Linked DNA regions of Homo sapiens: region 2 is linked to region 1. A link is a loop called in an ENCODE intact Hi-C map of the cell type or tissue named here. Cell type or tissue: IMR-90. All regions are shown on one strand.

What was found. Hi-C counts contacts between places; a loop is a spot of excess contacts. Peaks named below come from ENCODE experiments on the same cell type or tissue, not always from the same donor. Only the 100,000 strongest peaks of a DNase experiment are listed, where the experiment ranks them.
Region 2: a loop joins it to region 1, with 8 times the contacts of the local background. A loop is called at or near these places in 3 of 110 quality-filtered maps.

The regions. Positions count from the first base shown.
Region 1 is chr1:237,560,277-237,565,276 of GRCh38, reverse strand. All of the region lies in intron 27 of RYR2 (ryanodine receptor 2), which reads right to left. Among named protein-coding and RNA genes, the nearest start is that of MIR4428, 92 kb to the right of the region's middle. In IMR-90, a CTCF peak has its summit at 2,845 (motif pointing right); a DNase peak (open chromatin) is centred at 2,866.
Region 2 is chr1:236,873,605-236,878,604 of GRCh38, reverse strand. It overlaps MTR (5-methyltetrahydrofolate-homocysteine methyltransferase), which reads right to left. Exons shown (of 33, transcript NM_000254.3): 23 at 4,765-4,832; 24 at 3,759-3,879. Among named protein-coding and RNA genes, the nearest start is that of MTR, 81 kb to the right of the region's middle. In IMR-90, no CTCF peak of the experiment used is centred here; a DNase peak (open chromatin) is centred at 2,434.

The DNA.
Region 1 (5,000 bases):
AACAAACAAACAAAGAGAAAGAAAGAGAGAGAGAGAAAGAAAGAAAGACAAAAGAAAGAAAGAAAGAAAGAAAGAAAGAAAGAAAGAAAGAAAGAAAGAAAGAAAGAAAGAAAGAAAGAGAAAGAAAGAAAGAAAAAGAAAGAAAGAAAGAAAGAAAGAAAAAGAAAGAAAGAAAAGAAAAGAGAAGAAGGAAGTTCCTATTTGTTTCTCCTTAAGATTTGGGAAAGACTTTATGCATAATAAAAATTTAATAACAGTTCAATCAATGACTTGGTATGATCAAATTAGAACTATAAAAATAATCTATATAAGCACTAAAGGTTGCCAATAAACATACAGCTAGGTCATATGTAACAATTTAAAATGAGATGAAGTAAAGCAGTGGAGACACCATGGCTGTAGCATGAGATGGCTCCCTATCACATGGGCTTAATTAATGAAACGATCAATAACTGCTTTTTTGATAATGGTGGTAGTGCTTACTGAATGTAGAACTAACTGAATCTGCTGGCTAACCCTTCAGAAACTAGCTTAAGTCTCTGAATCAGAGAAACATTTCTATGGTTAAGGGTAAATTCTCATGCCTATTACTTGGTAAGTAAATATATTTTGAAAAATAGGATCGTAAACGTTGTTTTGAGAGAAAAAAATTCTATCAGATTTTATGATATTTAAAGGTAGTTTGTGCTATTAAGAAACTAGTTCTTGGCGGGTCGCGGTGGCTCACACCTGTTATCCCAACACTGTGGGAGGCTGAGGCAGGCAAATCACTTGAGGTCAGGAATTCGAGACCAGTCTGGCCAACATGGTGAAATCCCATCTCTACAAAAAATACAAAAATCATCAGGGCCTGGTGGCATATGCCTGTAATCCCAGCTACTTGGGAGGCTGAGCAGGAGAACTGCTTGAGCCCGGGAAGCAGAGGATGCAGTGAGCCGATACCATGCCACTACACTCTAGCCTGGGCAACAGAGCAAGACTCTGTGTTTAAAAAAAGAAAGAAAGAAAGAAACTCGTTCTCAGTGCTGCAATACTAAACAAACAGGAAAGTCAAATTTTTACTCAGAGTTAGTATTTCCTCAAAAAACAGATTACCGATAAATTGTTTCCTTAAAACATGCCTGTAATCTTCCCTAAATGAATCTAAGAGATAAATATGAGCTATAAATTACACAAAAATTTGGAGATTATTTTCAGGGAAGAAAAAATGATCAGGTAGTTATCCTTATTTTTAATTATGTTGATATTTGCAAATAAAATATTACATTACATTCTAGTATGCATTAATAGATGTAACTCCTAATTTTCTAAATATAGAATTAGTATATACTATAGTCATTATATACCATGAAAACTATACTACAGTTTTTTTGGAAAACTAAACTACTGAAAAATACCAGGTTCTCTTTTCTGTGTTTGGTTTCTAATATATCAAGACTTCACAAATATGTATAGTGCACTCAAGTAATGCAAACTAATTTTAATATTAGCACAAATCAAATATTTTAGAAGGCAAATTCGGTATAAAAATGTAATAATTTCCCCAAAAGCCCCCTACACAATTCTCTTGGAATTAAAACATACCACTAATCCCCTTTATTACTATAGGGAATGAAAATAGGGGGTACTACATGGAGAATATATTGCAGTAGAAACAATGCAGAGTTTCTGAGTCCTAATATTCTTCTTCCTGGCCCTAATGCTATGCTATTCTTATGCTCATTGATGATACTTAACCTGAATTTGAAACAAACATGTGGTTCACAGATACTATCATGCAAGGGACTTCACAAAAAAAAAAGGACTCTTCTTTTTCTTTTTTAATCTCTGTGGATTTTCCTATTTGTTTGTGTTTTTTTTTTTTTGAGATGGAGTTTTGCTCTTGTTGCCCAGGCTGGAGTGCGATGGCACCATCTCAGCTCATTGCAACTTCCGCCTCCTGGGTTCAAGCAATTCCCCTGCCTCGGCTTCCTGAGTAGCTGGGGTTACAGGCATGTGCCACCATCCAAGCCCAGCTAATTTTTTTGTATTTTCAGTAGAGACGGGGTTTCACCATTGTCACGCTGGTCTCGAACTTCGAGCCTCAGGTGATCCACCAGCCTCAGCCTCCCAAAGTGCTGGGATTACAGGTGTGAGCCACTGTGCCCTGCCCCATAGTATATATTTATTAAGTTAGTTTAGGGTAGTTTGCAACTACGTTTTAAAGAAGCAACAGTTCAACATTATACCTCTTGCTAAAATACTAATACAAAGTGAAATCTGGGTTTGTAGGAGTTTTTTAAAAAGATCCAAGCAATCCGTAACAAACTTATTTTGCATACCTTGTAGTATCAAGCACCTGAGCCACAAAGTAAGTGCTCCATATATACCTGCCAAACTGTATCTAGAAACGAAGACTCTTCCGGGCTCCGGATATAGCAGCCCAGACAAATAGCTAATGGGTAGCATCCTGTCAAAGGCACAGAACTCTCCCCCGAACATCCTTATGCTTTGCTCGATTTTAAACACGATATATTTATGTGTTTGATAGGCAATTATAACTCATGTAAGTATGTTATATAAGTGATTTTTATACTGTTATAATGAATATAATAATAATGGACATTTAAAAATGAATAGTTGGGAGACATATTCCTGTCATACATTATCAAGTCTGTTGGTATTCAAAGCAGAAACAATTCAGGAATTATATTATTAATGAACTACCTCAAGATTAAGGCCAAGGACTGAGCAAAGACTGTGCTCCCCGTACCTCCCAGGCATGACACACCACCAATCACCTAACTAGGGCCTAAAAAGGCCTAAAGTAACCATACACTCTGCTCTCCAAACAATATAGCTAAGAAAATATATGCCACTAGAGGGCAGTCAAGATCTAACTATACATTAAAATCTTAAGTTACAAGAAGCTATAAGGAAAAGCTAAAATTTTATACATATCTAGAATCTTTTAGGTCTAATGATAATACTTTTTAAAATTATTGGTATTAATCAGCCATCCTTTCAACCTTCTGGTATTATTTTGGATAAAACAATTCAAATCTTGATTAAACCTTGTAGTAAATAAGAATAAATTCCATTTTCAAATGCTTTAAAATATTATTGACAACAGTACTCCAAAGATACTACAACTCAAATACAGAGTTCATGTTTTATCTGGAATATGTAAGCATTCTCCTAAGAGAAAATAAATTATAATTCTGATTAATTACATAAGGCTTGATTCAATTTTATTAAACTTTTTATGCCCTTGACTTTTTTTTAAATGTCAGCAACAGCAGTATAGACTATTATAAATGAATGTTTTGAATCTCCTCTTAGTGATAATCAGACTGATTTTGCTTTATGCTATAAAATCTCTCAACATCTATCTTTTAATTTTTATTCCCACCATCCTTGTTCAAAAAAACAATTTTTCTAAAGCCTCCCAACTGGTCTACCTCCAAGCACTGCCCCCTCCAATCTGTCCCTTCCCACTGTTGCCGTAGTTATATTGCTATTGTAAACTGTGATCACACATCAAGCTCTTGCTTTAAAACTTCCTGGGGCTGGTACTCCTTATACAAATTTATCCACATTTCTTAGCTGAGTTTGCAAGATATTCCATATTTTGCCCTAATCTTTCTACCTTCATCTATGTCTGTTCTCTCTGCCCATCTGTACCCTATATTTTATCCTAAGTGGACCATCTACCCTTCCTCAACTCTTTCTACACTTAATCACATCAGATGTACTTTCTTTCTAGTAGCGATGGCCTTTCTGACACTAATCTCTACTTGTTGAAATTTTGATCCTTTCAACATCTAATTCTGAAGACATTTTCTCCCTTTACTGATTCCTGATCCTTTCAACATCTAACTCTGAAGATATTTCTCCCTTTACTGATTCCTCCCATTGGAAAATTAATCTTTCTTCTTATGTCTTTTCCATACAGATCACTTGCATCCCTACTATGAAGCATGCTGTTATATCCTGGCACATAGTAAACACTAAACATAATCTCAGCTTCTACTGTAGAATATGCCACTCTATTCTCATTGCTCACTGTTCACATAACTTCGGTAAAATCAAACCTTGTCAAACAACTGTCAGTGGCTCTATCTCTAAATTCTTAAAATACAGAGATTGTGTGATCACCATTTTTTCTCCCTGTTTTCTCATTTTCTTATACACTCACTCTTCAAACTCATTAGATTCCTTCATTCTTCCCTTCCCTATATAACTTTCCATACTTTCTTGCCCTTATTAGCTTTTCCCCTACTTGCTCTCTTAACCCCAATTACTGTCCAATTTCACTACCTTCACTCTCAACATCTATACCTGCTCTGCTGAGTTCGCCAGAAAACACATGCACCGAACAGATTGGCACCACTAACTCAGAGTCTCTAACCTCAACGGGACCATCAATGTTTCTCCACAATGTTTTTATCTGTTTGCAGTCTGCTCTCTGTTCCATCCCACAAAACAGCAATTTTTAATCTTTATTGCTGAGTGACATCAGTAGAAATGGTAGAGAAAGAATCTCCAAAAATCCTCTTCTCCACAGAATTAATGAGAACACTGGCAAAAAACTATGCAAATGAAATTTTTCATAGCTCTGGAAATTAACTAAAGGCTGGCAAAAGCCAGGGAGTGTTTATTTGATAAAAATGTCCAAATGTTGGTAAGAACAGCAAACTAGTGATGTTTTAATTTGCTCCTGCTGCATCACCCTCTCTCTAATTCCACAGCATATTGAAAACCAAAGGACCCTCAATCATAGTGAAAATCAGCCACCCATAAGCCCTTGTAGTGGGCAGAACAGAGCTGGAGTTCCTCCAAAGCCCAGTTCCCAGATAACTGTCATTATGTTCCCTTTTCTGGAAAATTCCATCGGTAAGACTTGTCTTTATTCCACTTGACTTAGAGCTTGCCCAGTGCAAATAGTTGTTTCTCCAAGGACATTTGTTGAAAATCATCTGAGGCAATTTGTTAGCCTTGCAGCTTTGTGAGGCAGCAAT
Region 2 (5,000 bases), 690 kb after region 1:
GCTATTGTTAGTGTTAGTGTATTTTATGTGTGGCCTGAAACAATTCTTCCAATGTGGCCCGGGGAAACCAAAAGACTGGACACTCCTGCACTAGACAGCCTTAACCTTCATTTCGAGTATCTTGGGGGTACAGTTCCAGTTCTACTCACGCTACTGCAAGTCACTGATGTCTGGAAAAGCCATAGGGTTATCTCCCCTCAGCGATGTTTTCATGAAAACGTGGAAGTCCTGAGCTAATGAGCTACTGCTAAGTCCTCCACTGGTTTGTGGGAAATCATAAGGGCTCTCAGATGGGCTTCTGAGACACTTCAACTCCTGAATGCTTTCTATTTCTAGCAAAGGTGGCTCTCCTAGGAGATGACTTACTTATTTGGATGCAAAAGGCATTAACCATATATGAAGAGACTGATAAATCGGACTTTATAAAAATTAAGACTTTTGTTATCCAAAGACAGCACTAAGATAGCAAAAGGCAAGCCAGATTGAAAAAAAATCTATTTGCAATATATGTATTTCTGATAAAGGACTTGTAACTACTATAAACTAAAGAATGTGTACAAACCAATAAGAATAAAGCAGAATACCCAATTTTTAAAAATATTTAAAAAGCATATCCAAATGGTCAATATATAAATGAAAAGGTGTTCAACATCATTACTCAGCAGAGAAATGCAAACGAAAACCATAGCAAGGTATTACTACACCCATGACAAGGGATACCATTGAAAAGAACGTGGAATAACTGGAACTTTCACAATTGCTTGTGGGAGTGTAAATTGCTACAATTTGGAAAACTATGTGGCAATAGCTAATGAAGATGATCATAGGCATATCCTATGATCTGGCAATTCTGCTTCTAGGCAAAAATACACATACATGTGCACCAAAATTCATAAGCATAAGTGTTCATAGCAGCATTGTTTGTGATAGCCCCAAAGTGGAAAACCTCAAATGTCCACCAACAGTAGCAAGAGTAAATAAGTCACAGCACATTATACAATGGAATACTACATTGAAAAAAAACCAACAAAAAACCAAACAACTATCGTAACAAGGCTGATGTGGGGCAAAAGAAGCCGGACACAGGAGAGCACATACAATATGACTCCACTTATATAAAGTTGAAATGCAAGCAAAACCAACGTATGGTGACAAGAAAGAACAGTGGTTACTTTTGTTGGAAAGGATGACTGGGTGGAGGAACCTGCTGAGGTTCCTAGGGTGCCATTAGTGTTCTATTTCTTGATCTGGAGGTGGTTACATGGGTGGGTTCCCTTTTGTAAAAACTTGTCAAGTTGTACATCTATATGATTTGTGTACTTTTCTGTATAACTGCTAAACTTCTGTAAAAGCACTTACTTAAATAAGAGAGCTTGCTAAAGCAAGACCTCAGATCGCAGACCTCATCCACTGTCACTAATTAGAATGGAGTCAGAACTGGGAAATTCTACAGTGAAGTGCTTGGAGGTTGCGTGGAAATCTGTTTTCCAAAGGCTGTTCCAGCACCACAGTGTAGAAGGGAATGGTTCCCGGGAAGCAGTGCTACCTACTAGCTCTTATTTTCCAAGTAATTTCCCAGAAACTGCAACAGGCATGGAAGAGAAGAGAACCAGAAGAGGCAGGGCTCATACAGAAACAATGCTCTGGAGAGTTGAAAGAAACCTTAGGTGGTCAGTGGACTCAGCTTTCTACCTTCAGGCCAAACACATTTACAGTTTCCCAGACAATGAGAATAGATATTTCGCAGTAACTGAAGAGATGTTGGTGATTTCCTATCTTGTTAATTCTAATCTGATATATCAGGTTGCAACTGCTAAGAATCATTAGCAAGCTAATTTTGCCAATAATGTATCTTGAGAGGCTAGTCACGTTGCTTCTCAATGTTTTTTTTTCTTTAATCTGGTAGCTTTTACATAGTAAATGATAGAATGGACTATTTGGTAAAGTTCCAATTTGCACAAGAAGCAAATTTCTGAGTGTAGTGTCCCACCATATAAAAAGATTCTTTTTTTGAAGCCAGCATCATATTTACATAACACATAATGTATTTTAATTATGTTCCTTTAAATATTTATTTATTCTACTTCACAGTTGATATTAAAGTCTTTCATTCTGACAACAGTCCATAGGTCCTCTTACCATTCTCTTCACTAAGCCTGTCATCAATTACCCAAGCCCATGCTCATCAAAACCCATTATTAATGGGTGGCCATATCCCTTGAGACCAAGTCTGCCACATTTCCTGGTACATAAGTCCTTTGTGGAAACGCAAACCCTGTTTTCTAACGTTAAGCAACGATAGTCAAACTATCGAATCCTTCAAGTATGAAGAACAGCTAATGGATAAAAGACACATAATACTGTTTCTACTTATGAAGATGACTCATTCAAATTTTAAATGGTATGATGGTTAATTTCACGTATAAACTTGGCTAGGCCATGGTATCTACTTTTTGGTTAACCACAACCTAAATGTTACTGTGAAAGTATTTTTTTTGATGTGATTAACATTTATCAGTAGACCTAAGTAAAGCACATTATCCTCCACTATGTTGGTGGGCCTCATCCAGTCAGCTGAAGACCTTTAAGAGACAAGACAAGGAGTCCCTTATTCACTCCCCAGCCCTACAAGGAAGAAGAAATTCCACCTCTAGACTGCCTTTAGACTCAAAAAATCAACTTACCTGTGTCTCCAGCCTGCAGATTTCAGTCTTGCCAGCCTCCACAATCACAGGAGTTAATTATTTAAAATAAATCTCTTTCTCTCTATATATAAACATATCCTATTGATTCTGTTCCTCTGAACAACCCTATACAAATTGGCTAAAAGTACAGTTGTTTGTAGTGCAAAAGGAACACTTTTCTTTTGCATACCTATAACCAGACCTTTATTGTGGCATACCTATGGAACCAGACCTTTATTGTATACCTATACCCAGATCTTTATTGTATTTCTGGCATACCTATAACCAGACCTTTATTGTATTTCTGCATCAGAAAAATAAACTAGATGCTATGGGACCACTGTGTTCAATGTTCCAGTATGATAATGCTGAGAAAGTGAACTGTACATGGCATAAAAAGTCTAGTACCCACAGTTAACGTAGCACTTACCACATATCACTATGATCATGATCCCAGGAAAAATCTGGTAAACTGAATAATTATCATGTGAACAAATTTGAACTTTCTCATCTTTACATTTTATACCTCTTTATGTTGTTAACCCAAAGGTTCCCACAAAGCTCCCCTTTCAGGAACTCCCCAAAGTGACCATTTAGTTCATTCTTGCTAGATGGGCTTTCTGTCTCCAAACTACTACAAGGTTAGAGTTCCTTCAAAGGAACCTGTAATCATTCAGTCAGACACCTGCTTCAAGACAGAGTGGGCAAAAGTTCAAGTAATGATTTTGTGCCAAAAAACACAGCTTCTCCACTCGGTTTAATTTCACGAGAAGAGTTCATTATAATTCTCAGGAACTGAATCGCAAGTGAGAGTGTTAAGAAAAAGATTATTGCAAGCCAAAGAAATCCAAGAAAAAGCAAAGAATAGGAATCACAAAAAGTTTTCTATAGCATGCTCTGAAAGTATTCTGGCTCTCACCCAAGTGAACACCAGAAAATGTTTGTGTTTATATAACAAAAAGTCAATGTACTAAACATAAGGGAAAATCCAAAACAACACAGGTTTCCCACTGTTTCAAACACTGGCATATAAGAAAATTTGAAGTGAGGACAAAGCTCATTAGTATAACTTACTTTGAAGTGGTTGCTCCTCCAATCAACAATGGAATCCTTATAGCTAATCTCTCCATTTCCTTGGCAACAAAAATCATTTCATCCAGGGAAGGAGTGATGAGTCCTGACAGGCCAATTATATCTATTTTTTTTTTTTTTAAAAAAAAAAGGACAAAAAGGACAGTGAGGAAGATGAAAGAAAAAGGAAAAGGATGAAGATCCATTTAAAAAACTTTGTAATGAAGACCAAAAGACCTAACATGAATTCCCAATTCCTAATTCTTTTTTTTTTTTTTTGAGATGGAGTCTCATTCGGTTGCCCAGGTTGGAGTGCAGTGGCGCGATCTCGGCTCACTGCAACCTTTGCCTCCTGGGTTCAAGCGATTCTCCTGCCCCTCCTGAGTAGCTGCGATTACAGGTGCCCACCACCAAGCTTGGCTAATTTTTGTATTTTTAGTAGAGACAGGGTTTCACCACGTTGGCCAGGCTGGTCTCAAACTTCTGACCTCAAATGATCCGCCTGCCTCAGCCTCCCAAAATGCCGGGATTACAGGTGTGAGCCACTGCGCCCATCCCCAGTTTCTAATTCTAAGACATCTTTTCCGACTGGGGAATTTCAATCTATTGTTTGCTTTTGGTAGTAAATAAGATTTATAACTTAAAGTTGCAATAATTACTTGCCATAGTTTTAGGAAACGATGCAATAAAGGTATATTTAGCTCATGATTTCCCGGACTTGAATATATCACAGTGTGAGAAGAAATATAAAAATGACTACATACAACTGTTCTAAGAAGTCTGTCCCCATTCCCCATCTCCAGGACTCGGTTCCATAGTTACTCATTCTCGTCTCTCAACCCCATTAGAAATGGCAATGAAAGCAACCTGGTGCAGGAGCTGGCACTTGATTGTATGTCCCACAGAACCCTCATGGGGCATCACTATTCACTGACAGACAACTAGGGAAATGACAGACACCTGGGGATATGACATTTAGAGAAATGCCCAAAGTATAGTTGCACAGTACCTGCTTTGTGGTCAAGAGCAGCTTTCAGTATCTTATCACATGGAGTCATGACTCCTAAATCAATAACTCTGAGGCACAGAAATGAGACATGAGAAAATTAATGAAAGCCCATTAGAGACAAAACTGAAATGAACATTTTTATTTCAACCATTAAATACTGCTCTAATGTAAACGAGAATCAAGTTGAAATGCTCACTAAATATTGAGGATTACCACCACAACTACCATTTATTCAG